Regions from separate parts of the Homo sapiens genome. Here all the other regions are linked to region 1. Evidence: read pairs that join two places in POLR2A ChIA-PET (ENCODE). Cell type or tissue: PC-3. All regions are shown on one strand. Each heading gives the region's core, and the rest is flanking DNA. Links, peaks and the distances in the headings are about the cores only.

Region 1 (8,422 bases), core at 1,933-6,932:
ACTTTGGGAGGCTAAGGCAGGCAGATCACTTGAGGTCAGGAGTTTGAGACCAGCCTGGCCAACATGGTGAAACTCCATGTTTACTAAAAATATAATTAGTTGGGTGTGGTGGCGTGTGCCTGTAAGTCCCAGCTACTTGGGAAGCTGAGGCAGGAGAATCACTTGAACACAGGAGGCAGAGTTTGCAGTGATCTGAAATGGGGCCACGGCACTCCAGCCTGGGCAACAAAGTGAGACTCTGTATCAAAAAAAAAAAAAGAATATTTCAGACAGAAACTTGAAGTAGATTAGTGAATTCTGGTAGAGCTGGAGTGTAAATAAGACCATGAAACCACTAACATTTATCATGATTATGTTAGAAGTATCTGATGTGTGATACCATGAAGAGGTAAATGACACACAGCCTCTACGTAGTAAATGTTTACCCTAGAAGAAATTTAGAAACATTAAGTTAAAAAAAAAAACACTGCAAAAGGTTAACTATAGCTGGGCATGGAGGCTCACATCTCTAATCTCAGTACTTTGTGGGGCCAAGATGGGAGGATTGTTTGAGCCCAGAAATTCAAGACCAGTCTGGGCAAGAAAAACCCTGTCTCTACAAAAAATACAAAAATTACCAGGCATGGTGACATGTGCCTGTAGCCTGAACTACTTGGGAAGCTGGGGCAGAAGAAGCACAGGAGGTCAAAACTGCAGTGAGCCATGTTCATGCCACTGTACTCCAACCTAGACAACAGGTTCTGCCTCCTGCAGAATTATTGTTCCTGGGAAAAAGACAGGGTTAGTTTCCTGAAAACCTCTCCAAACATCATCTTGGTCAACCAATGCCAATACATAATTTCTAAAATGTATGTTTCTGTTTAAAGATTCCGTATTTTAACAATTTATATTTACATCTATATATAATTATATTTAACTATTTATACAGATATTGATACTTCATATTTGATTTATTAACAATAAACTCACAGTCAACAGCAGTGTAACTCATGCCTGAACCAAGTTTGTCTATTACAGATTTTTATTCTCTCAGGTGTATCACAGCCTTCTTATGCTTAGAAACACTAGACAGCATATCTGCACTATGCTTGGGAACCATTTTAAACAGAAAAATCAACAACAAAAAATGTGATTAATATGGCACTAAATACGCATTGAAAAGGACACTTGTTTACAGTATGACAGCTGAAACAAGGCAAACCATCACCTTCTTTGACCTCAGAGAGGAATGAACACATAAGGTAACTCAAAATTTTTGCTTCTCCAAATATGTTTACAAATGACTGCAAAAGCACCGAGTACTGGTTTTGGATTTACAAGTACATTTTAGTGAGTAGGTAAACTCACACATGCAAAGCTTCTGAAGAATGAGAATCAATGACCATGGCCTTTATCAACATTTTATTTAAGTGTCTCTTAACCATTTTTGAGTTTTAGATTCTTTTGAGAGTATGATAAAAATCATGTATCCTCAGAAAAATTCATGTTAAAAAACTGTAATTTCATGGACTTATGGACCTCCTGAAGTCCATTCCAACTGACAATCCATGAAACATAGTTTTAAAGTGCCAGCTTTAAAGACTCTAGGCAAAGAAGTTTTTTAAAGCATTCTTCAAAAATCATTTTAGATATAAACCATTGCTGAATGTGCTGAATATGAACTCTTCATATTTACAAAATAGTCACTGCTATACATTTTCTGAGTGTATAGTGCAACAATGATCAGGGTTTAGCAACTAAATTAAAGCTGGTTTCATGGAGGATATAATGCATTTGCAGTTTTTATGCTTTCTATAGCAAATTTTTCTTATGGAGTACTAAAGAATCTACAGAACATAAGAAGAAAAGCAAGACATAAACTAATTTAGAGCGCTTCTTAAAATGCTCCAATTTGTGGGAATGAACACATACAATGTGTGGTTTCATAGCACATTGATATTTGGGCGTTTTTGTTTTGCTTTCTGAGACAGGGTCTCGCTCTGTTACCTAGGCTGGAGTGCAGAGGCACAATCTTGGCTCACTGTAACCTCTGCCTACCAAGCTCAAACAATCCGCCCACCTCAGCCTCCCAAACAGCTGGGACTACAGGTGTGTACCACCATGCTTGGCTAATTTTTGTATTTTTTATAGAGATGGGGTTTCACCATGTTGCCCAGGCTAATCTCGAACTCCTAGACTCAAGTGATCCACCTGCCTCAGCCTCCCAAAATGCTGAGATTACAGGCATGAGCCACCATGCCTGTATGGCACACTGATATTTATATCAGATTTATAATTTTTTTTTGGTTCTCTATGTATGACATATCTACAAATGTTGATTGTAATCCAGGATCTCTTTAGTCTCAACGAAAATTTTATTTGAAAGACTGCTAAAAACAATTTTATTTCAGATTTGCAACTGACAAATTAACCTAGCAATTGTTTGGAAGTGTTAAAAAGAAAGCAAAAAATATTTTTTTTAAAAAGTAAACATCACAGAAATAAGTATCAGCAATTTGTTCAATATCAACCAATGAAGGCTACTTAATTGGCAGAGGAAATGACACCCTTTTATTAATTGCATTTTAGGTTATAAAGAAATGCTAAGCAGAGTGTTCTATATTAAAACTTTCAAGACGTACTATTTTAGTATAAAGACTTAAAATACTTTACTATGTTTTAACTACAAAGGATCTAGAGATGCTGATAATATTCAAGTAATTATGAATAACAAGACTATAATAATAGATAACATCAAAAGTCAAAATATGGCTCTGCTTTGATAATCATTAAACCTGGCAAGGTTCCAGGTCTGATCACTTAAAAGGTATTTCTTGGTTAAAAATAAAACTCAAATAAAAAACGGGAAAGTAAGTTGAATATACATTTCTCCCAAAAAGATGTATGCATGGGCAACAGGCACATGAAAACATTTACAATATCATTAGTCATTAGGAAAAGGCAAATCATAAATACAATGAGATATAACTTTATACCCACTGAGTTAGATATTAATAGTATTTAAAACTGGAAAATAAAATAACAAGAGTTAGTGAGGATGTACACAAACTGGAACCCTCATAAGTTGCTGGTGAAAATTTATCTTATTGTAGATGTTGTAGTAGACAGTTTGGCATTTCCTTAAAAAGTTAAATATAGAATTACCATATGACCCAGCAATTAAACACTCTTCCCAGGTATTTGCCCAAAATGAATCAGCCAAAGCATTTAGGTAAGACAAAGAAATAAAGGGCATCCAAATTGAAAAAGAGGAAATTAAATTAGCCTTGTTCCCAGACGAAATGATCTTATACTTAGGAAAACCTAAGGACTCTACAAAAATGAATCAAAATCAGGCATTCAAAAGGCAGAAACAACTCGAATGTCCATCAATTGATGAATGAATAACAAATGTGGTATAGCTATACAATGGAACATTATTCAATCAAAAAAATGAAGTGCTAATATATGCAACAAAATGGGATGCACCTCCACGACATTATTCTAAGTAAAAGACCAGACAGAAAAGGTCACATATAGTGATGATTTCATGTATATGAAACCTCCAGAATAGGTAAACCCACGGACACAGAAAGCTGATTAATGGATGAACGGGGCTAGCTGGAGGGGAGAATGACAAATGACTGCTTGATGGGTATGGAGTTTCCCTTTGGGGTGATGAAAACTTAGAATTATTTAGAAATTATGGTTGTGGTTGTGCAGCATTGTGAATGCAGTAAATGCCACTGAATTGTATACTTTAAAATGATTTCACATTATATAAATTTTAAATCAGTTTAAAAGTTTTCTTAATGATAAGGCTGTTTTTAACCTAAATGTTAACATTAATTACTGAAGCATTGTAAGGAAATGGTATTACAAAATTTGTTTCTTAGTAGGGTTTTCAGTAGCTCTATGGAACACAGACTGGAGGACAGCCAGGCTGGATGTACGGAGAACAGAGGAAAATTGTCCTGTAATCTAAAAGAGAAGTGAATAAACTGGAGAAAGGGAGAAAGAAAGTGTCAGGAAAAGACTGTGGGAAGTAGTGATCACTACTGTAGATTCTGTAAAACTCCCAGGAAGATAAAAGAGAAGAAATCACAAGTAGTACCTGACACTCCAGCTTAGTGTTAGAATCCATTGGAATTCATTTGAAAGAGGTTGCTAGAACACACACACACACACACACACACACACACACACACACACACACACACACACACCATAGCCTTTGCCTAAAGATAAAGGAAAGGAAAGGAAAACATTAGAAGAGCTGTAAGAGTAGGAATTGCCAGCTGTGGAAAAGGAAGAAGAGGAGCCAGAAAAGAAGAAAAACCTGAGGGAAAAGGTATCACATAAGCTAAGCAAGACAGGAAAAGTTTCAGAGTTATGGTAAGGTCAACACTGATAAATGCCAGAGATAAGTCAGACAAGAACTGAAAAGTGTTCACTGGATTTGGCAACTAAAAGGTCATGGGTGACTCGTGCCCACTGGATTTTAAAAACGTGGTGAGAGCAGCTGAATGCATCAGAGATAAAGAAGTGTGAACTACACTGTCAAGAAATTCAGCTGAAATGAGGATAGATAAGGCGAATGTTGGAGAGTTTGCCTGTTTGTTTCAATAGTGGGATAGGAGCACATTTACAACAAAGTTAGCAAAGATCAAGAAGAGAACAAGGTTTGAGATTAGACTCAAGGCATGAGAAGAAAATATAGATAAAAGGTTTTAAATATAGAAGGAAAGAAGGGAAAGACCTATTCCTCAAATATGGGTAGCAATAAGAAGGTACAGGTATGAATTGTAATTAAGTGTGGTTATGTATAATACACCAAAAATACTTAATGATTCAAATGATTGCTTACTAGAAGTTGAAAAGTTATCTCCTGTGGGTGTGTCTCTGAGTCAATGAGACAAGGGGCTCCAGACTCCATGCCACAGATCCCAAGGGAGGCCCCAGACTCAGCCTCAGCTCCTCCTGCTGCAGTAGGGGATGCATCCTATCTGTGCAGAAACAGGAACCTGCTGGGAGATGGGTGCCCATTTGAGCTAATGAGACAGGCACGCCAACCTCCATCCCACAGCAGATCCTCAGGTGGTCCATTCTCAGCTCTGACCCTTCTTGCTGTGGTCTGAAAATAATTCTGTGCAGAGATCTGCTGGAAGAGGGGTATCTGTCCGGGCAAACAAGACAGGCTCTCCAGATTCTGCAACACAGGAGATCCTGAGGGAGCCCAGTCTCAGCTCCAGCCTTTCCTGCTGCAACCAGGAAACTATCTTGTCTACAGGGTCTACTGGTGAGATGCATGCTCAGACCAGGTTCTCCAGCCACCATCCCACAGCAGATCCTGAGAGGGTCCAGTCTCAGATCCAGACCCTCCTCCTGCTGTTAGGGAACCCTCCTGTCTATGCAGAGACCTGCTGGGAGACATACGCCCATCTGAGCCAACATGACAAGCACATCAACCTCCATCCAACAGCAGATCCCAGGGTGGTGCAGTTTCAGCTTTGGCTCGTCTCACTGCAGTTGGGGAAATATCCTGTATGTGCAGGAACATTCAGGGCGATGCACACCCCTCTGAGCCAAGACCAGGCTCTCAATCCTCTGTCCCACAGCAAATCCCAAGGGGGCACAGTCACACCTCCAGCCTCTCCTGCTGTAGTCAGGGAATCATTCCATCTATGGAGGGACTTGCTGGGAGACACACGCCCAACTGGATCCATGTGACAGGCATATCCATAGTAGATACTGAAGGGGCCCAGTCTTGGCTCCAAGCCCTCTTGCTGCAGTCAAGAAACTGCCCAGATACTGGGACCTGTTGGGTGATGCATGCTAATCTGAGCCAATGAGGTGAGCCAATCAGCCTCCTTTCCACAGTAGATTCCAAAGACGCACAGTCTCAACTCCAGCCACTCTCTTTGTAGTCAGGGACCTATCCCATCTGTGCAGAGATTTGTTGGGAGGCATACCTATCAGGACCACTAGGAGAGTCTTCTGGCTTCAGGTGTCTGGACAGCATTCCCAGGCAGCCCAACTACCTCCCTTGGGTCTTCCCGAGGTCCATCTGGGCCAGAAAGCTGTGTCAACCTTGGTGCCCTTGCAGGACTCAGAAAACCTGGGCTTAAAGCATACTCTAGTGCTGAGATGGCTGTAATTGGTCAGAGGCTCAGAGAATGCAATAGTAAGTCAGCTTTAGAATCCCTGGAAGGCCTCTTGAAGAAGGACAGGCACAAACAAAGCCAGGCTGGGAAGACTAAAATAAATTACAAATCCCTCAATGCTCAGACATCATCACACTTCTAAAGCATTGAGAACATTTAGGGAAATACATCACACCAAAAGAACAAAATAAGGTACCACAGACTAACCTGAAAGTGACCGAGATATGTGATCTCTCCAAAAATTCAAAATACCTGTTTGAAGACAGCTCAAAGAACTTAAAGAAAACATGAAGAATCAATTCAGAAAATTATGAAAGAAATATAAGAGACTCAAATAACTTTTTTAAAAAACCAGAAATCCTGCAACTAAAAAAAAAAAATTAATGAAGCGAAAATCTCAATAGAGAGCAACAGAAGCAGAATTAACCAAATAAAAGAATCAGTGAGTTCAAAGAAAAATGATTAAAAATATGGTGAGAAGAGAAAAAAAAAGAAAAGGAAGCAAGCAAGCTTACAAAATCTATGGGACAACATCAAAAGGGCAAATATTCAGGTTACTGAAGTCAAAGAAGGACTGAGAAAGACAAAGGGGTAGAAAACTTATACAAGGAAATGATAACAGAAAACTTTCCATACCTGAAAAAAGATATAAATATTCAGGTAGACTAAGGTCAAAGATCACTAATTAGATTAAACACAAAGAAGACTACTCTAGGACACATTATAATCAAACTCACAAAGGTCAAAGGCACAAAGAAAAACTTCTGAAATCACTGAAAGGAAAGAAGTAAATAACATGCAAGGAAGATCCAATATGCCTGGTAGCAGACTTATCAGCAGAAACCTTATAAGCCAGGAAAATGTGGAAGAATATATTTGGAATGCTGGTGGAGAAGAAACTGTCAACCAAGATTACTGTGCTCAGCACAATTATCCTTCAAAACTGAAGGAGAAATAAAGACTTTCTTAGACAAACAAAAGCTGAGGGAATTTACCATAATCAGACTTGTCCAATAAGAAATGCTTTAAAAACTTCTTCAAACTGGAAGAAACACTAAAATGAGTGTTATATTAATATTGTATTTGCAGTGTTTAAAACACTAATATCTGTAGTAAGACGACTAAAAGACAAAACTATTAAAAATAATAACTACAACAATTTGTTACAAGATAGGCAATATAAAAATGTGAACTGTGACATCAGAAATTCAAAATGAAGGGGGAGAAGGAAGTTAATGTTCACTTTTGTGTGTTTTTTTTCCAATCAAAGTTAAGTTGATTATCAGTTTTAAATACTTGCTATAACTACAGGATGTTTATTTATAAGCCTCTTGGTAACCACAGAGCAAAAATGGATAAAAAGCAATAAATTAAAATGTACTCTTAAGAGAAAATCACCTAACCACAAAGAAAGACAGTAAGAAAAGAAGCAGAAGAAAAGTTAAAAACAACTAGAAAACAAGTAACAAAATAAGAGTAGTAAAACCTTATCTATCAATAATACTGAATATAAATGAACTAAATGCTCCAATTAAGACACAGGATAGGCCGGGCGCAGTGGCTCACGCCTGTAATCCCAACACTTTGGGAGGCCGAGGCGGGTGGATCATGAGGTCCGGAGTTTGAGACCAGCCTGGCCAACATAGTGAAACCGTCTCTACTAAAAATACAAAAATTAGCCAGGCATGGTGGTGCACGCCTGTAGTCCCAGCTACTTGGGAGGCTGAGGCAGAAGAATCGCTTGAACCAGGGAGTTGGAGGTTGCAGTGAGCCGAGATCACACCACTGCACTCCAGCATGGGGGACAGAGTGAGGCTCCATCTCAAATAAAACCCAAATAAAGACACAGGGTGGGTGAATGGATTTTAAAAACAAGACCCAGATACATGCTGCCTACAAGAAACTCATTTCACCTATAAAGACACATAGATGCTGAAAGTGAAGGGATGCAGAAAGATATTCTATTCAAATAAAAACCAGAAAAGGGCAGGAATACCTATAATTACATTAGGCAAAATAGACTTTAAGTCAAAAACTGTAAAAAGGGACAAAGGAGATCATAATATAATGATAAAGGGGTCAATTCAGCAAAAGGATATAACAATAGTAAATATATATGCACCCAACATTGGTGTACCCAAATATATAAAGCAAATATTATTAGATACAAAGGGAAAGAGAGAGAGAGAGAGCATGAGAGAGAGCAAGTGTGAATACATAAGAGCAAGAGCAAGAGATAAATACAATAATAGTAGGGGATTTCAATTTCCTACTTTCGG
Region 2 (8,422 bases), core at 1,762-6,761, 170 kb after region 1:
CTTCCTGTACCTGGATTTCCCACAATACACCCACTAGCACTAGGCCCTCTGCAGACATTGCCTGAATTTCTACATTGTTAGCAATTGTTTTAGCCACAATAAATCCTGCACAATATCACCAAAATCATATTATTTTAAACAATTCTAGACATAATATTTTTCTACTTAAAATCTACCTAGCTTCTGATTATTAATAGGATAAAATCCAAAAGCATAACTTAAAGGACATTGAATCTACTCAAACTTACCATATTTCATCATATCTAAGATGCCATTATTCATAAAATAATCCCAATTTCCAATGGTGATGCAAAACACAATCAGTTGTAAGATGTATGCCAATTTCAGAGTTGTTAAAATGGGAAGAAATGTGCACACTAAGATAATCAAAATTCAGTAATTCTTTAACCTTACCTCTCACCATTCTAATATATACAAACTATTTTAATCATAATGCCTTACTGTTCTTTGAATAAGACTCTGCTTGTAAAGTTCTTCTCCTGCTTCCTTTGCCTGGCAAACTCCCATTCATCTTTTTAAAATTCCCTGTATGCTACCTGTCTTGGGAAGTTTTTCCTGATCGACTCCTACCCAAGGGCTTCCACATAAGATATACAAGCTGCCACCAACATCACTCAAGAGTGCTGTTAACAATGTAGAAAATGGCTCCTGGTACTGTATATCAAGGCACTGCATCCCTCCCTCCCAAAGATTTATTCATTCCCTCCTGCTCAGTTCTAAAAGTCCTTTGATGAACTTTTTAGTTGATTTTAGGGGTTGCTTTGAACTTTATCTCAATCAACTGATCTTAACCACCTAGACAACAAAGGGTAAAGATTTTTTTGAAATCTCATTTACATTTGTATTCCCAATGGCTAGCATATGATAATTCCATGGGTTTTCAGTGATTCTGTGATTATAGGTTCTGATCTTTTGTTTCTTTCTTTTTTTGAGACAGGCTCCTGTTCTGTTGCCCAGGCTGGAGGGCAGTGGTGCAATCACAGCTCACTGCAGGCTCAACCTCCCAAGCTCTCCCACCTCAGCCTCCCAATAAGTTGGGACTATAGCCACCATACCCAGTTAATTTTTTTCTTTTTAATAGAGACTGGGTCTCCCTCTGTTGCCCAGGCTCATCTCAAACTCTTGGGCTCAAGCTATACTTCTGCCTCAGCCTCCCTAGGTTCTAGGATTACAGGCATGAGCCAGCATGCCTAGCACAAGATACACTTTTATAAAGACAAAGAAGTTTTGAAAATAAAAAGTTAGCAAAAAGACACACCATGAAAACACTAATCACACTGGGGTGGGGGGAGGCGGGAGGAGGGAGGGATAGCATTAGGAGATATACCTAATGTTAAATGACGAGTTAATGGGTGCAGCACACCAACATGGCACATGTATACATATGTAACAAACCTGCATGTTGTGCACATGTACCTTAAAACTTAAAGTATAATAAAAAAAAGAAAAAAAAAGAAAACACTAATCATAAATTACAGTGGCTATATTAAGACACTATATAGACACTATACAGTGGCTATATTAAGACACAGACAAGGTAAGCTTTAAAATACAGAGTATCACCAGATACAAAGGGATTTCATGAAAATAGGTCAAATCATCAAGAAAAGAAATGCTAAAGGTAACAATACAAAATATGTACACACCAAATAAAATGGCTTCAAAATACTTTTTTAAAAACTTAGAAACAAAAGAAATAGGCAAATACATAATCTTAGTTTAGCACCCTTCTTTCAGTAATTAGTAAAACAGGCAGACACACCAAAAATTAAAGAATCACACTACACAGCATTTATCCCAGAGGAAGAAAAACTTAAGTACACAGAGAAATCTGTACACAAATGTTCCTAACAGATTTATTTGTAAAACACTAGGCCAGCCATGGTGGCTCACACCTGTAATCCCAGCACTTTGGGAGGCTGAGGTAGGAGGATCACTTGAGGCCAGAGCTCAAGACCAGCCTGGGCAACATAGTAAGACCTCATCTCTACAAAAATTAAAATTACTAGCTGGGTGCAGTTGTGCATGTCTCTACTCCTAGTTCCTCAGGAAGCTGAGGTGGGAGAATTCTTTAAGCCCAGGAGGACTGTAGTGTGCAATGATCATGCCAATACACTCTGGCCTGAGTGACAGAGAGAGCAAAACCATATCTGTTTGAAAAAAAAAAAAAATGGGCCAGGTGCAGTGGCTCACGCCTGTAATCCCAGCACTTTGGGAGGCCGAGGCGGGCGGATCACAAGGTCAGGAGTTCGAGACTAGCCTGACCAACATAGTGAAAACTTGCTTCTACTAAAAACAGAAAAATTAGCTGGGTGTGGTAGTGTGCGCCTGTAATCCCAGCTACTCAGGAGGCTGAGGCAGAAAAATCACTTGAACCCGGGAGGCGGAGGTTGTGGTGAGCCAAGATCGCGGCACTGCACTCCAGCCTGGGTGACAGAGCAAGACTCTGTCTCAAAAAAAACAAATAAAAGAAAGAAAAAGAAAAAAAAATGGTAAAAATCTGGAAACATAATAAATGTCCTTCAACAAGTAAATAGGTAAACAAACTATGGTACACCCATAAAAGAGAAACAATAAAAAGGAATGAACTATGACACACACAACAACTTAAACGGATCTCAAAGGCATTGTGCTAAGTGAGAAAAAAGCCGTATCTACGGGTTACCTACTATATGATTCCATTTATATAACACTCTCGAAGTTACAAAATTACAGTGATGGAAATCAGATCAGTAGTTGCCAGGGGTTAGGGTTCAGAGAAAAGCATAACCATAAAGAAATAATATGAAGAAATTTCTTTGTGGTAACAGAATAGTTTAATACCCTGAATGTGGTAATAGCTACATGAATCTGGACATGATAAAACTTTATAGAACTATACACCACCACCTCCTCAATTAAAAACAGTATATACAAAAACCCGTGAAATTCTAATAACGTCTATAGTTAATTTAATACTATTGTATAACACCGAAATCAGCTTCCTGGTTTTGGTAACACACTATAGTTATAAAAGATATATCATTGGGGGAAGTTGAGTGAATGGTGCACAGGAACTTTCTGTACTATTTTTGCAATTTCTGTGAGTTGTATTTCAAAAGAAAAGGGAGGAACAGGATATAAAAACAGATATATTAAAAATGTTTAGGCCAGGTGTGGTGGCTCACACCTGTAGTCTCAGCACTTTGGGAGGCCAAGGCAGGACAATCACTTGAGCCCAAGAGTTCGAGACCAGCCTGGGCGAGACCCTGTCTTTTTAATTGACATAGTGAGACCCTGTCTTTATATTTTAAAATAATTTTTTTTAATGCTTAAAAAACAAATTGGGTGACATCATTGGGAATGGCAGAGTAAGGACCTCCAAAAATCCTCTCTTCCATAAAACCAACAAGAACACTGGCAAAAAAATGTCAAGACTTGGGCCGGGCATAGTGGCTCACACCTGTAATCCCAGCACTTTGGAAGGCCAAGGCGGGCAGATCACAAGGTCAGGAGTTCGAGACCAGCCTGGCCAACCTGGTGAAACCCCGTCGCTACTAAAAATACAAAAATTAGCTGGGCATGGTGGCAGGTGCCTATAATCCCAGATACTCCAGAGGCTGAAGCAGGGGAATCGTTTGAACCTGGGAGGCAGAGGTTGCAGTGAGCCAAAATTACACCATTGCACTTCAGCCTGGGCGACAATGCAAGACTGCATCTCAAAAAAAAAAAAAAAAAGTCAAAAATAGCCTTTTTCAGAACTCTGAATATTAACCAAAAAGTTTGCAACAATCCAAGGAGCATTTATTCAAAAAAAGATGGCTGCATCTCAGTAAGAATAGCAAGCTTTGTGGCATTTTAACATGCCTTATTCCCATGCCCCTCTTCCCAGCTCCAGGCTAGCCCTGAAAAGCAGCAAACCACAATCTGTGGAATCCTGGAGCCTAGCAGCCAGTGGAGGTGACAGAACAGGGCTAGAGTTCCTTCAAAGTCCCATTTTCAGAGTACAGTTATTATTTGAGCTGACTAGCAATTCCCTGAAAAACCCCACTCCCAAGACTTCCTAATATTTAACCTGATTCAGAGCTTGCCCATTGCTAACAGGCTTTTCCCCCAAGGTATTTATTTGTCAAAAACAATCAGCTACAATTGCTTAACATTTCAGCTCCCTGAAGCAGCTGGGGCAAACAAGCTAACCAAAAAACACAAAAGGAAAAGTAGGAGAATGAGATGTCCATAGGGAGTTTTGAAAAGTTCTGAAATTCCTAAGACCCTGGAAGATGAAAACAGTGTGCCCAGGCCTATGGGCATACTCAAGAAAGACCTGAGAAGGCCCTAAGCAATCACCACTGACTGAGCATGAAGCTCGGCAAAACAGGAAGTCAAGGCTATGGATGAACTGAAAGCCTGGTTGAGTGCTGAAAGTGTGCTCCAACAAGCACACAGAGCCTCTCAGCGAAGACTAGAACAGTAACAAGTATTGACAAGAATGTGGAGAAACTGGAATCTTCATACATTGCTGTTGCAAATTATAAAGTGATTCAGCCGCTTTGGAAAATAGTTTGGCAGTTGCTCAAAAAGTAAACATAAAATTACCACATGCCCCAGCAATTCTACCCTTAGGGGAAATAGAAAAATAGAACACCACAAAAACTTGTAGATGAATGTTTATAGCACCATTATTCATAGCAGCCCAAAAGTGAAAATAACCCATATATCTCTCAAGTGATAAATGGATAAATTGGGGCATATCTATACAATGAAATATTATTTCAGTCATAAGAAAGAATGAAATACTGATACACGCTACAACATGTATGAACTTTGAAAACATACTTAGTTAAAAAAAAAAGCCAGCTACAAAAGGCCAAATATTATATGATTCCACTTAGGAAATGTTCAGAATAGGCAAATTTGTAGGGACAAGGTAGATTAGTGGTTGCCAGGGGTTAGAGGTTAGGGAGACATGAAGAGTAACTGCTAACGGGTATGGGTTTTCATTTTGGGGGACAAAAACGTTCTGGAATTAAATAGTGCCGATGGCTGTACAACCTTGTGAATATACTGAAAACTACTGAGCTGTGCAATTTTTAAGTGGTGCATTTTACAGTAGCTGAATTATATCTCAGTTATATAGTAACAAACACATAAAACTATCTGACCTAATTGATAAATTATAGAACACTAAATTCAATAACTGCAGTATACACCGTATTTAATAAAAGATACATAAAATATCTACACTGAAAACCTCAAAATATTGCAGAGCGGAATTAGAGACACAGGTAACATTCACCAAAACAGACCACCACAGGGTAGGCCTTAAAACTAATCTCAGTAGCTATCAAAGGATTAAAATGATAAACAACTTATCATTTACAGATATATGGTACAGATATGTACACAATATGTCAACAACGCATTCCCTGAACACCATGTAAAATTGAAAATAGCTAAAAAATCCCCAAATATTAAGAAACAATAAACTTCTAAATGACCTGTGGACCAGAAAAATCACAATGGAAATAGAAATTTGAATTGAACACATCGAAATTGTATGCTGCAGCTAAAGGAGTACTTAGAAGAAAATGTTAATTATATAAGAAATGTACATTAGAATGACTACTAGGGGTTAGCAAAGAAAAAATAATAATAATGAAAGAAATGTGGCTGGGAGCGGTGGCACTTTGGGGGGCCAAGGTGGGCGGATCACGAGGTCAGGAGTTAGAGACCAGCCTGGCCAACATGGTAAAACCCCGTCTCTACTAAAAATACAAAAATCAGCCTGGCGTGGTGGTGCACGCCTATAGTCCCAGCTACTCGGGAGCCTGAGGCAGAAGAATCGCTTGAACCTGGGAGGCGAAGGTTGCAGTAAACGAAGATCGTACCACTGCACTCCAGCCTGGGCAACAGAGCAAGACTCCGTCTCTGAATGAATGTATGAATGAATGAATGAAATGAAATGCACATTAGAAAACAAGAAAGGTTTAAAAACAATAATCTAAACTTCTAACTCAAAAAAGGTAGAAAAAAGAGAGCAAATCAAATCCACAAGAGGAGAGCAAGGTGGCCGGGCGCAGTGGCTCATGCCCCTAATACCAGCACTTTGAGAGGCCGAGGCAGGCAGGTCACGAGGTCAGGAGATGGAGACCATCCTGGCTAACACGGTGAAACCCCGTCTCTGCTAAAAACACACAAAAAAAATTAGCCGGGTGTGGTGGCGGGTGCCGGTAGTCCCTGCTACTCGGGAGGCTGAGGCAGGAGAATGGTGTGAACCCGGGAGGCGGAGCTTGCAGTGAGCCAAGATCGCGCCACTGCACTCCAGCCTGGGTGACAAAGCAAGACCCCGTCTCAAAAAAAAAAAAAAAAAAAAAAATTAAAAATACATGTCCAAAATAGAAATTCAACAAAACAAAATCTGGGTTTTTGAAAAGATTAATTGCTAAACCCCTAGCAAAACTGATCCAAAAATTCAAAAGAAGTACCAACATCAAGAATGCAAATGGAGACATACAGCAGTTCATACAGGCAATAACAGAATATTAGGAAATTTTATGAACTTTATAACAACTCAACAATTGAGAATAAATTCATTTAAAAATTCAACTTCTTAAAACTGCCACAGGAAAAAGTGAAGAACCTGAATGCTTATATATCAGCTAAAGTAATTAAACCTGTAAAAGTAATTACACTAATTTAAAACCTTCTGCTTTTTCCCACAAAAACACTCCAGGCCCACACGGCTGCACTGATTAATTCTATCAAAATTTAAAGTAACAATACCAATCTTATAAAGCTACAATAATTAAGACAGTGTGGCATTGACATAAGAAGATACAAATAAATCAACAGAATAGAACAAATCCAAGAAAAGACCCACAGCTATCTAATCAATTAATTGAAAATCCTTTTGAGAAACCCTTACATGATAGCAAAAGAGTAGTTTAAGATAGATCATAGGCCTAAATACAAAAGACAAAAACATAAAGCTTCTAGAAAAAAACCATGAGAGAATAGTTTCACAAGCCTAGCAGAGAGTAAGGAAAGACTTCTTAGAACAGAAAAGGTAATACCATAAAATAAAATAAATCAACAAATTCAACTTGCTCAAAACTTAAAAGTTCTGCTCTCAAAAGGCATTAAGAAAATGCAACAACATAGCTCAGACCAGGAGAAAATATTTAGAGAGAGAGAGAGAAAGAGTGTGTGTGTGTGTGTATGTGCGTGTAAAATCTGAGAAACCTGGCAAATAACCTGCATTCAGATATAAAGAGAACTCCTACAAATCAGCAACAAAAAGACAACCCAATAAAATAGGGTTGCACATAAAAGTTTAATAAAAACTTGTACATAAATGTTTATAGCACCATTGTTCATAATAGCCCAAAAGTGAAAATAATCCAAATATCTATCAAGTGATAAATGGATAAATTGTGGCATATCTATACAATGAAATATTATTCAGTGATAATATTTCAGAAATGAATTGACACTTCAAAATAAAAGATAAGCAAATGGCCAATAATCACATATTAGCCATCAAGGAAATATAAACAAAAACCATGATGAAATACAAGTACACACTCAGGAGAATGCCTAAATTTTAAAATGCCAAACATTGTGAAGAATGTGGAAAACTGAACTCTCATAAAAAAAAAACTGGTGGGAATGTAAAAAGTGTTAAATTTTCCATTTTGGAAAAGTTTAGTGGTTTCTAAAGTTAAACATAAATCTACCCTAGTACACAGCAATTTCACTCCTAGATATTTACCCAAGTCCACATAAAGATATATACAAAAATGTTCATAGCAACTTTACTCATAGTAACCAAAAACTGGAAATAACCCAAAGCCCATCAATAGAAGACTTGTTGCTACATACATATAATGGAATATTACTTCACAATAAAAGGGAAAAACTACTGATACACACACCAAAATGGGTGAATCTAAAAAATATTATATTGAACAAAAGTAATCAGACACAAAATACTCCTTGCTGTATGATTCCATTTATGTGAAGTTCTAGAACAGGCAGAACTAACATCTATAGTAAAAGAAGTCCAAAAGTGGTTGCCTGGGTGAGAAGGGGGACAGAATTAATTAAAAAGAGGCTGGATCAGGCACAGTGGCTCACACCTGTAATCCCAGCACTTTGGAAGGCCGAGGTGGGTGGATCACTTGGGCTCAGGAGTTCAAGACCACCCTGGGCAACATAGCAAGACCCCACCCCCACCCCACTCCCCCGGCATTGTTACAAAAAATACAAAAAAAATAGCCAGGCGTGGTGGTGCACACCTGTAGCCCCAGCTACTTGGGGGACTGAGGCAAGTAGATGGCTTGGGCTGGGGAGGTCAAGGTTGCAGTGAGACGTGTTTGCCCCATTGCACTCAAGCCCGGGCGACAAAGTAAGACCCTGTGGA
Region 3 (8,422 bases), core at 1,975-6,974, 280 kb before region 1:
TTCTCCTTCACTTCTTAAGGACAGTTTTGCCAGATTATAGAATTTCTGTATTCTTAAGCCTATGTATGTGTATATATATATACATATATATACTTTTTAAATAAAGAAGCTAACTTACCAAGTAGATTCTCCACAATTCACAATGCATTTTAATCTATTGAAGATGCAAGAAGATAAATTGTAGTGTGGGCTGAGATCAGTGTTGAACTGAAGATAGGAAAGCTTTTCAAGGAATTAGTTGCTGATTGTACCTTGATAATTAAATACACAAACCTATGATCCTTTTAGACTTACTTAATTAGTATCAAATGAGCTTACTTAATTATAGCTGTAAATTAAATGCATAGGGTTTGCCTCATCTCAAAATAATTATATGTGCATTATAATGTGAATTATGGAACATTAATTTGTAGTTTATCGATTACTCCCTAAACAGAGACTGAAACTCATTAGGACAAAGTTATTATTATAGCAGTTTTGATAAATAGCTCCTAGAAGACGTTTCTGAATAACGTTTGCATACAAGTTATTTAAAGGAGAACTATACATGTGTCAGAATTAGTAGTACACACATTTATTACAAAACCCTGGTTCAGAAAAGTGTGCTCCCTGAGGTATTCAGGTAAGAGGCATATACACTTATATGTATGTATATAGTAATATCTCCCCGCTCATTCGGCACAGAGTTAGACCAACTTTTTCAAGTTTATAGTAGAAGCTGTAATTACCTTTTAAAAAAGTATTTTAACATAAATAACTACAGATCAAACTATTACCTCTAGTAAACCAGTTCTTAGCATCCCCCAAATACAGAAAATAATAGATTAACTATCATATTAAGAAAGCTTCTGTTATGTCTATTATACTCAAGAACCACACAAAGAGGGACATAACTCTATATCGTCTGTGGATACTATACTGTGGGTAGCTATCTTTTTTTTCCTTCCTTCTCCAATTTAATCTGAGAACAAACATTTGCTGCTAGAAAATGAACAGATAATTATTAAAGGCATAAATACAGACTAATTAGTGAGAGAAAACATTCTAACTCTAGAGTTTTTTTTTTTTAAGGAAATGACTATGTTTATTAATTGGGAAGAGCTGAGTACAAACGGAGCTCACTCAATATACAATTTAATACCTTTTAATTTGAGATGGGGAGGAGACTCTAACCACAAATTAAAATATTTCAAGTGTAATTTCATGAACAAGCCTTAGATTTTTCCTTAAATATAAAATGGATTTAAGTAAAAATGTGAGATTTTCATGATTAAAATAGACAAACTTTTCAGACTAGCCAGCTCTTGTCTTACATGCTTTAAATGCACCCACTGTTTTTCACATTTTCCTTTTCCTGCTCTCTTGTGAGACAACTCCCACTGACCACACCAATAACTGTGGCTGAGCTTATATTGTTTTCCTTCATTTTTTCTTCAATATTTTGCACTGCGAAACTGCTGCCACAAAGCCTGAAGACTGCACTTGATTGCTTACTGTAATACTAACATTTGCTAATTAGGAGTAGTGTGGCATTATCAGGCTTCAAAAGCAACAGCAATGAAGGCTGAGCAGCTATGTCAAGGCTTTCCTCAGCATGTGGTATTTTTAACTTTGGCCACCATAGCTTTTTCCTCACTATATTTGTAGTTTTCTGCCATTTTCTCTCTTTAACTACAGAGACTGAAGGGAAGACCTAAGCATAATAATCCTGTTTTAATTCAGCTCAATTTGGGCCTAAAGCAAACATCGAATTACTCATGATTAATTCTAAGGAACATAACCTACTCTCATGTCCAATGGGTCTATGTTTGAATCTAACTAGTGGCTTCCCCTCATCTTTCACTGCCTTTCAGTCCTGTTTTTCCTTGTGTTAATCCCCAAAGTGACTGAAGAATCATAACTTGCCATTCTCCTACTACACAAAATTTTTGTATTATGCAACTCACATTTCAAGGAACTTGTATTATTATCCTTGTATCATGTGTTCAAATTCAAATTAAACTCAGACCACTCTATAATAAGTGACAAGATGCATGAGGGCACTGTGATCTAGGCAACCATAATTATACAATTATTGATGAAGTTCGTGTTGATAAACAATGCAAACATTAGGAAATACTATTTTGCAATTAAGTGATGAAGAAAGCTGTTTACTGCCTTCCATTCTATCCTCTGTTAATAAGATCGAAGTTGCAGATGTTCATGTATGCTGCATTGATGTTAAATGGTGCATGATGCTCTAGGTGGTTCCCATAACCTTGCTTTGTCTACTCTGAACTGACTCAATTGATATGATAATATCGAAAAAATGCAGGGCTGAACTGGCACAATTTGCATAGCCTTGAAATCTGCCATTAATGGACAGCCAACTGCTTCTAAAAGTTCTTGTTCAGTTGTCACTGACAACAATGTATTAGACAAACAATATTTTGAAATTAACCACACAGGTGGGGATATCACTTACTGAAGCTTTTATCTCATCAAACAAGGTACACATCAATGTATTTATAAAGCTAGCAATTGGGGACTTTGTGATCTTTTTGGGAGTTCAATTACTATTAGAGTAAGTATTAATATAAAGAAAGCAGAAATCATTCAGGGGTCACAAAACAGTGGTAGTAGCACTTGCAGCTTTTTGACACAGGTATAATATTTAGAGAAACACCTTTCTCCCTTTCACAAAACCTATATTTCCATTTCATTATTAAATAAATATTATGTTTTAGATTAAGAAATAAAATCTTCAATGTTGTTCAATATTGCACTTTACTAATTAAAAAATCATCAGGTAAGAGACTCCATATAAGAATGGTAGGAATTACTCTGATGCATGAAAATGAAATGACACACTAGAGAACCTCAAACACTGAAGAAAACTGAAACACTTGCAAAAATATACTGAACAGAGAAGTAGAAAAATACCATAAATATAAGGGAGAACCAGAAATCTTTGAGTTTAGAATTTATGGGCACATATGGATAAAAGACAGTACATTTGCCTTGGGGCAGGGGGTAGGGGATGGACAATTAAACAATTAGAAGAGAAAAACTGCAAATAAATTAGAAGAATACAATTTTGAAACAAAAATTCTAGACAAGCTGATACAGAAAACTTAGTGCTAACAAAGGAATAATACAAAAGTGAAACACAGTGGGCTGCTCTGTACTACCTAGAAGTTAATATTAAATATTTAATTCCCCAAAGAGGAAATTCCCACATGACTAGTTGGATAAGACGTGGGCTAAAGGAATTTAGAGAAGCACCAGATAAAAGAAAATGTGCATACATATAATTAACATTTTACAGAAGGGCAGCAAAAGTGTTTTTTAAAATAAAACCAGGCCGGGTATGGTGGCTCATGTCTGCAATTCCAGCACTTTTGGGAGGCCAAGGCAAGAGGATCACTTGAGGCCAGAAGGTAAGACCAGCTTGGGCAACATACAAAGCCCCATCTCTACAAAAAAATTAAAAAATTAGCTGGGTGTGGTGTCACTTGTTCTCCTAGCTACTCAGGAGCCTGAGGCGGGAGCACTGCTCCAGCCCAGGAGTTCGAGGTTACAGTGATCTATGATTGCATCCCTGAACTCCAGCCTGGGTGGCAGAGCAAGACCCTGCCTCAAAAATAAACAAACAAATAAAAAAACCAATTCTTTCACTTAAGTCAAAGTTTGAACAATAGCTTGTTTTAACTTTTTGTTTATACTTGGTTTAAATCCTAAATTGAGACCTTTCATTCTGAGCATTAGTTTTATTACAAGACTAGAATATAAACATAAAGGAAAATGGGGCCACTGTACACCGTATCCATTGCCCCTCTTAACTGAACTCATCCCTGTGGGAAGACTGAATCTGTTCATAAGAACTGTACTTCCTATCTGATTAATATCAGATTAAACCTTCAAGAGGAGCTCTTACAGAGCATCTGGTTGAATGTGGTACAGATGCCTGGTCAGGGTTATTCCTGCTCTTTAACAGTTTCCCAAGCAATCCAGAAGGACAGAAAAATATTAATACGGATTAAAGTAGGTTGCAGGTACTAATGGCAGCCTAGGTAATTCAGACCAACTGTCTTATCAAGAATTAGAACATCTGGACATATTTTTAAAAAATCTGTTTGAAGGCATTGAAGTCCTAACAAAAGAATGAAGAATTACCAGGCTATAATACAGAGGATGATAGAAACCCAGAGAAGTGAGTCTGGTGTTTGATGCTAGGAGGACAAAGTCTGGAACCCAGTCTGTCAAGAGTAATGGGCCTAGTTAAAATCTCCTTATCTCAGGGTGGGAATCAAAAGGATTAAGGGTGTGTGAACAGGCAGTAGAAAGACCTAGACAAGGGATTGTAGCTTAGCCTCTAATCATCTAAATCTTTAAACTTAGATGAAGATAAATATAGTGTGCCAATGTCCCCATGCCTGCCAAAAGCAAACATGAATCATCCTATACTTCAAATTATTTCTATAAGCAATTTTGCAAATACAACATATCACCCACAATAAAAAATAAACAGTAATACAAAGAGGCAAGCAGGAAATTAAAACCAGCAGAAATTACAGCTTAATAAAGCAGTTCCAGATATTGAACTTAACAAACAGAAACTTTGAAATAGCAAGAGTTAAAGATAAAATCGAGAATTTTAACAGAGGACTAGAATACAACAGGTTTAAATGGAAATTGAAAGTAAAAATTTAGTGGATAGTTTTAATAGAAGCTTAGACACAACTTAAAAAAGAATTAGTGAACTGGAAGATAGAACAGAAGAAAATACCCACAATGAAGCCCAGTGAAGACAGATAAGATGCATTCTATATAGTTTCCCAAAGTAGAACTAGAACCTATGGGTAAAAGTGATCAAGAAGGCAAATTTATGTCCAAGAGAAGGAAAAAGTTTCTAACAATTTAGGGTTTATAAAACCAAATTAAATGGACCTCTCAGGTTGTGAATGTTTTAGAGAGGGTTTCTGACTTGAGTTGGGAATGAGATAAGATGACCCCTCTGTCCCTTTCAATTTTAAGACCTTAGGATTTAGGCTAAGCATGGTGAGTCATGCCTGTAATCCCAGCACTTTAGGAGGCTGAGGTGGGTGGATTGCTTGAGGCCAGGAATTTGAGACCAGCCTGAGCAACATAGTGAGATGCCTGTCTCCACTAAAAATAAAAAAAGTTAGCCAGATATGGTGGCACACACCTGTAGTCCTAGCTACTTAGGAGGCTGAGGTAAGAGGATCCTTTGAACCCAGGAGTTTGAGGCTACAGTGAGCTATGATCATGCTACTGCACTCCAGCCTGGGTGATAGTGACTGAGTGAGACCCTGTCTTAAAAAAAAAAAAAAAAAAAAAAAAGAACTTAAGATTTTATAAGAATTCAGAGAGTGATCAGGTAGAAAAATTAAACTCAGGAGAATAAGTTTTGAAAGACCACAGTATGATCCAATAAATGTAAAAGTATATATATTATGTGTGAATGCAAGCACTCAGTAGAAAGATGTCTAGAAGTAATCACTAAATTGTTAACAAGGGTTATCTCTGGGGATAATTTTAGTAAATATTTTATAAGAGGGAATATGGTAAAGATGATATCAGTAACCATGAGATCAGAGTATTGCAACTAAGGGTATTACATTAGAGGAGGGGTTCTCAAACTTTTTCTCTTAAAAAATTATTGAGGTCAGGTGCACTGGCTCATACCTGTAATACCAGTACTTTGGGAAGCCAAGGCAGGAGGATTGCTTGAGCCCAGAAGTTTGAAACCAGCCTGGGCAACATAGTGAGACCCTGTCTCTTTTTAAATTAAAAAAAAAAAAAAAAAAATTGAGTGCATCAAAAAATGTAAGCCAGGAAAAAAAAGAAAAAAAAATTGAGGACTCCAAATAGATTTTGTGTGAGTCATATTTATTAATATTTACTGTATTAGAAAATAAAATGATCTCAGAAAATTTCTGAATAAACCTACATTTTAACATATTTTCATAAGAATAACTATATATTCCAAACAAAAATATTAGTAGAGAGTATGACATTTAAGTTTTTGCTAATCTCTTTAATATCTGGTTAACAGAAGTCAGCTGGATTCTTAACATTTGCTTCAGTATTCAATCTGTTGTGATATCATACATTATGTAGTCTCTGGAAAACTCTACTGTCATTGAGAGTCAAAAAGGCAAATAATATATTTGAATTACTGTGAAGTAGTTTTGATTTCATAGAAGAGATTCCTTGAAAGAGCCTCAGAAAGGGCACCCCCAGTGAGTCTATACTTTGAGAACCACTGCATTAGATTAAGGGCTATAGCTGTCACTATGCTGGGAAGGTGGCCCTGTTCACTTTAGATAAGGTATAATTACCAGGTATGTGTCAGTTCTGTTGTGCTCACAGCTGTGGCTAGTGGGATAGGCCAATAAGGAATTCATGTTCTGCAACTTAGAAAAGATCCCGAACAGTGCTTATGTGAAAGCAAGCTGGCCAACAAGAATATTTTAGACTTCCCTAGTCAGATAAAGTACCACTGTGCTGATCCTTTTATGTAGTAATGGGCCTGAATTACATATCCCAACCTGTAATTGCTTTTTCATTGTTGGAAACAAGTTTTATATAAATGCATTAGACAAACTATACTAGCTGAAGCCTGACATGGAAGAACTAACAAAGGTCTCCAAAGTGAAGGCAGACTTATCTCCATATTAGAATACTGATAACTTAAGACCAAGATAGAAACCCAACCCAAGATAGATGGGGATCTGAAACCTGCAAAGCATGGCAGCTGCCCCTTTCTGGACCACCAAAAAATTATTTATTTATTTTTAATTTTTAAAAAGTTATTTTTTTTAGTAGAGACGGGGTCTTGCTATGTTGCCCAGGGTGGTCTCAAACTCCTGGGCTCAAGGGATCCTTCTGCCTCAGCCTGGGATTTTAGGCATGGGCCATTATGCCTAGCCAAGAGAAATATTTAAAAATAAAATAGTAAAGGGTCCACAGCCTACCTTCTACTATGAAAAGCATGATTTGGCCCATTTGATGAGAAAGAAAATGAACAAGCCCTTGAGACTCTCTTCTACTAGGCCCCTAACTTTTGAAGACTTAAAATAACCCAGTCACAGGTGTTGCAGACACCATTTTCTTCCTTAATTGGGAAGTCAAAGGCTCTATTTCAGATAATTTACTACAACAGTTTGGTGCCAGAGTATTTTTAATCTTTTTCCCATGGTATTACATCCTGACAGTGAAATAATATTTTATATTTGCCTACGCTTTAAAAATAAAAAGTCTGAGAGAATGGTCTCTATGAAATAAGAATTATATCCTATTCATCAAATAATTCTCTTAATATGACATTCCCATTACATTAACATCTAGACCTGGGCTTGTTAAAATATGGCCTGTGGGCCAAATCTGGCTAGCTGCCTATTTTTATAAATAGAGTTTTATTGGAATACAGCCACACCCATTTGTTTATATACAGCTGTTTTCACGCTACAGAGGGAGAGTTGAGCACTTGCAATGGAGGTAGTATGCCCTGCAAAGCAGAAAATAATTACTATTTGACCCTTTATAAAAAGTTTGCCGATTCCTGATTTAAACATGTAGTCTATTAGAACTGAAAGATATATTAGAGATTTTTTAGCTACTCCTTTTACTTTATAGTTGAACAAAATAAGGCCCAGAGAATTGAAAAAGCAGTACACGGAGCACACAGAAGACAAGAGGAAGCTTCCTAGCACATGGGATTCCCTCTTTGTTATTTTCCAGCTTACTCATTCCACACAAGGAATGCTCTGCCTAAAGCAAGAGTCCTGCCGAGTCTCTTAAAAGCCACATATGGTGTTGGCACAGAAACTGTTTTTTCAACACCTGGGTAACCAGGCTGTGTAGGTCCCAGGAGTGCACCAGTACCCTCAGCTTCAGCTTTAGCCAGTCCCTGAGGAGTTAGATCTGAGAGAGAGCCACTTTCAAGGCCCTGCCTCATTAGTCCCTGCTGCTACCGATCTAGCTCAGAGAAAACTGGTCCTTCTCTCATGCCTACTGCACCAAGGCCAGTCTTGAGTGAAGAGGCTTTGTTCAAAGAGGATTTGTTAATTAAGTCATCACTGTACTAATAAAACCCCAGAGCTTCAGCCAGTAGTAGTCTATGCTACTTTAGGGTTGCTGAATGTATATGTTTGTAACTAAAAGGAATATGTTCTTTTAGAAACAACTGATATGTTTTTTAAAGTATGAAAATAAGACATGGAAAATACAGAGTATCTAAATCATCTTACCCCCAGCACACTGGCATACTCACTCTTGCTACTTTGTTTTTGTTTTGTTTTTTGTTTTGAGATGGAGTCTCGCTTGCTCGCCTGCTCTTGCTCGCTCTGTCACCCAGGCTGGAGTGCAGTAGCGAGATCTCGGCTCACCGCAACCTCTGCCTCCTGGGATCAAGCGA

The links. Peaks named below come from ENCODE experiments on the same cell type or tissue, not always from the same donor. Only the 100,000 strongest peaks of a DNase experiment are listed, where the experiment ranks them.
Region 2: POLR2A ChIA-PET joins it to region 1 with 8 read pairs; 1 of 35 experiments calls an interaction of 5 or more read pairs at or near these places.
Region 3: POLR2A ChIA-PET joins it to region 1 with 6 read pairs; 2 of 35 experiments call an interaction of 5 or more read pairs at or near these places.

Annotation. Positions count from the first base shown.
Region 1 is chr10:74,360,471-74,368,892 of GRCh38, reverse strand. The region is part of intron 4 of ADK (adenosine kinase); the gene reads right to left. Among named protein-coding and RNA genes, the nearest start is that of ADK-AS1, 160 kb to the left of the region's middle. In PC-3, for the core only: no CTCF peak of the experiment used is centred there; a DNase peak (open chromatin) is centred at 4,462.
Region 2 is chr10:74,186,298-74,194,719 of GRCh38, reverse strand. The region is part of intron 1 of ADK (adenosine kinase); the gene reads right to left. Among named protein-coding and RNA genes, the nearest start is that of ADK, 39 kb to the right of the region's middle. RefSeq lists an enhancer at 4,451-4,510. In PC-3, for the core only: no CTCF peak of the experiment used is centred there; a DNase peak (open chromatin) is centred at 4,509; H3K4me3 peaks cover 2,098 bases; H3K27ac peaks cover 3,429 bases.
Region 3 is chr10:74,639,749-74,648,170 of GRCh38, reverse strand. All of the region lies in intron 9 of ADK (adenosine kinase), which reads right to left. It also overlaps the pseudogene NDUFA8P1. Among named protein-coding and RNA genes, the nearest start is that of ADK-AS1, 110 kb to the right of the region's middle. In PC-3, for the core only: no CTCF peak of the experiment used is centred there; DNase peaks (open chromatin) are centred at 4,410 and 5,070; H3K4me3 peaks cover 483 bases; H3K27ac peaks cover 1,742 bases.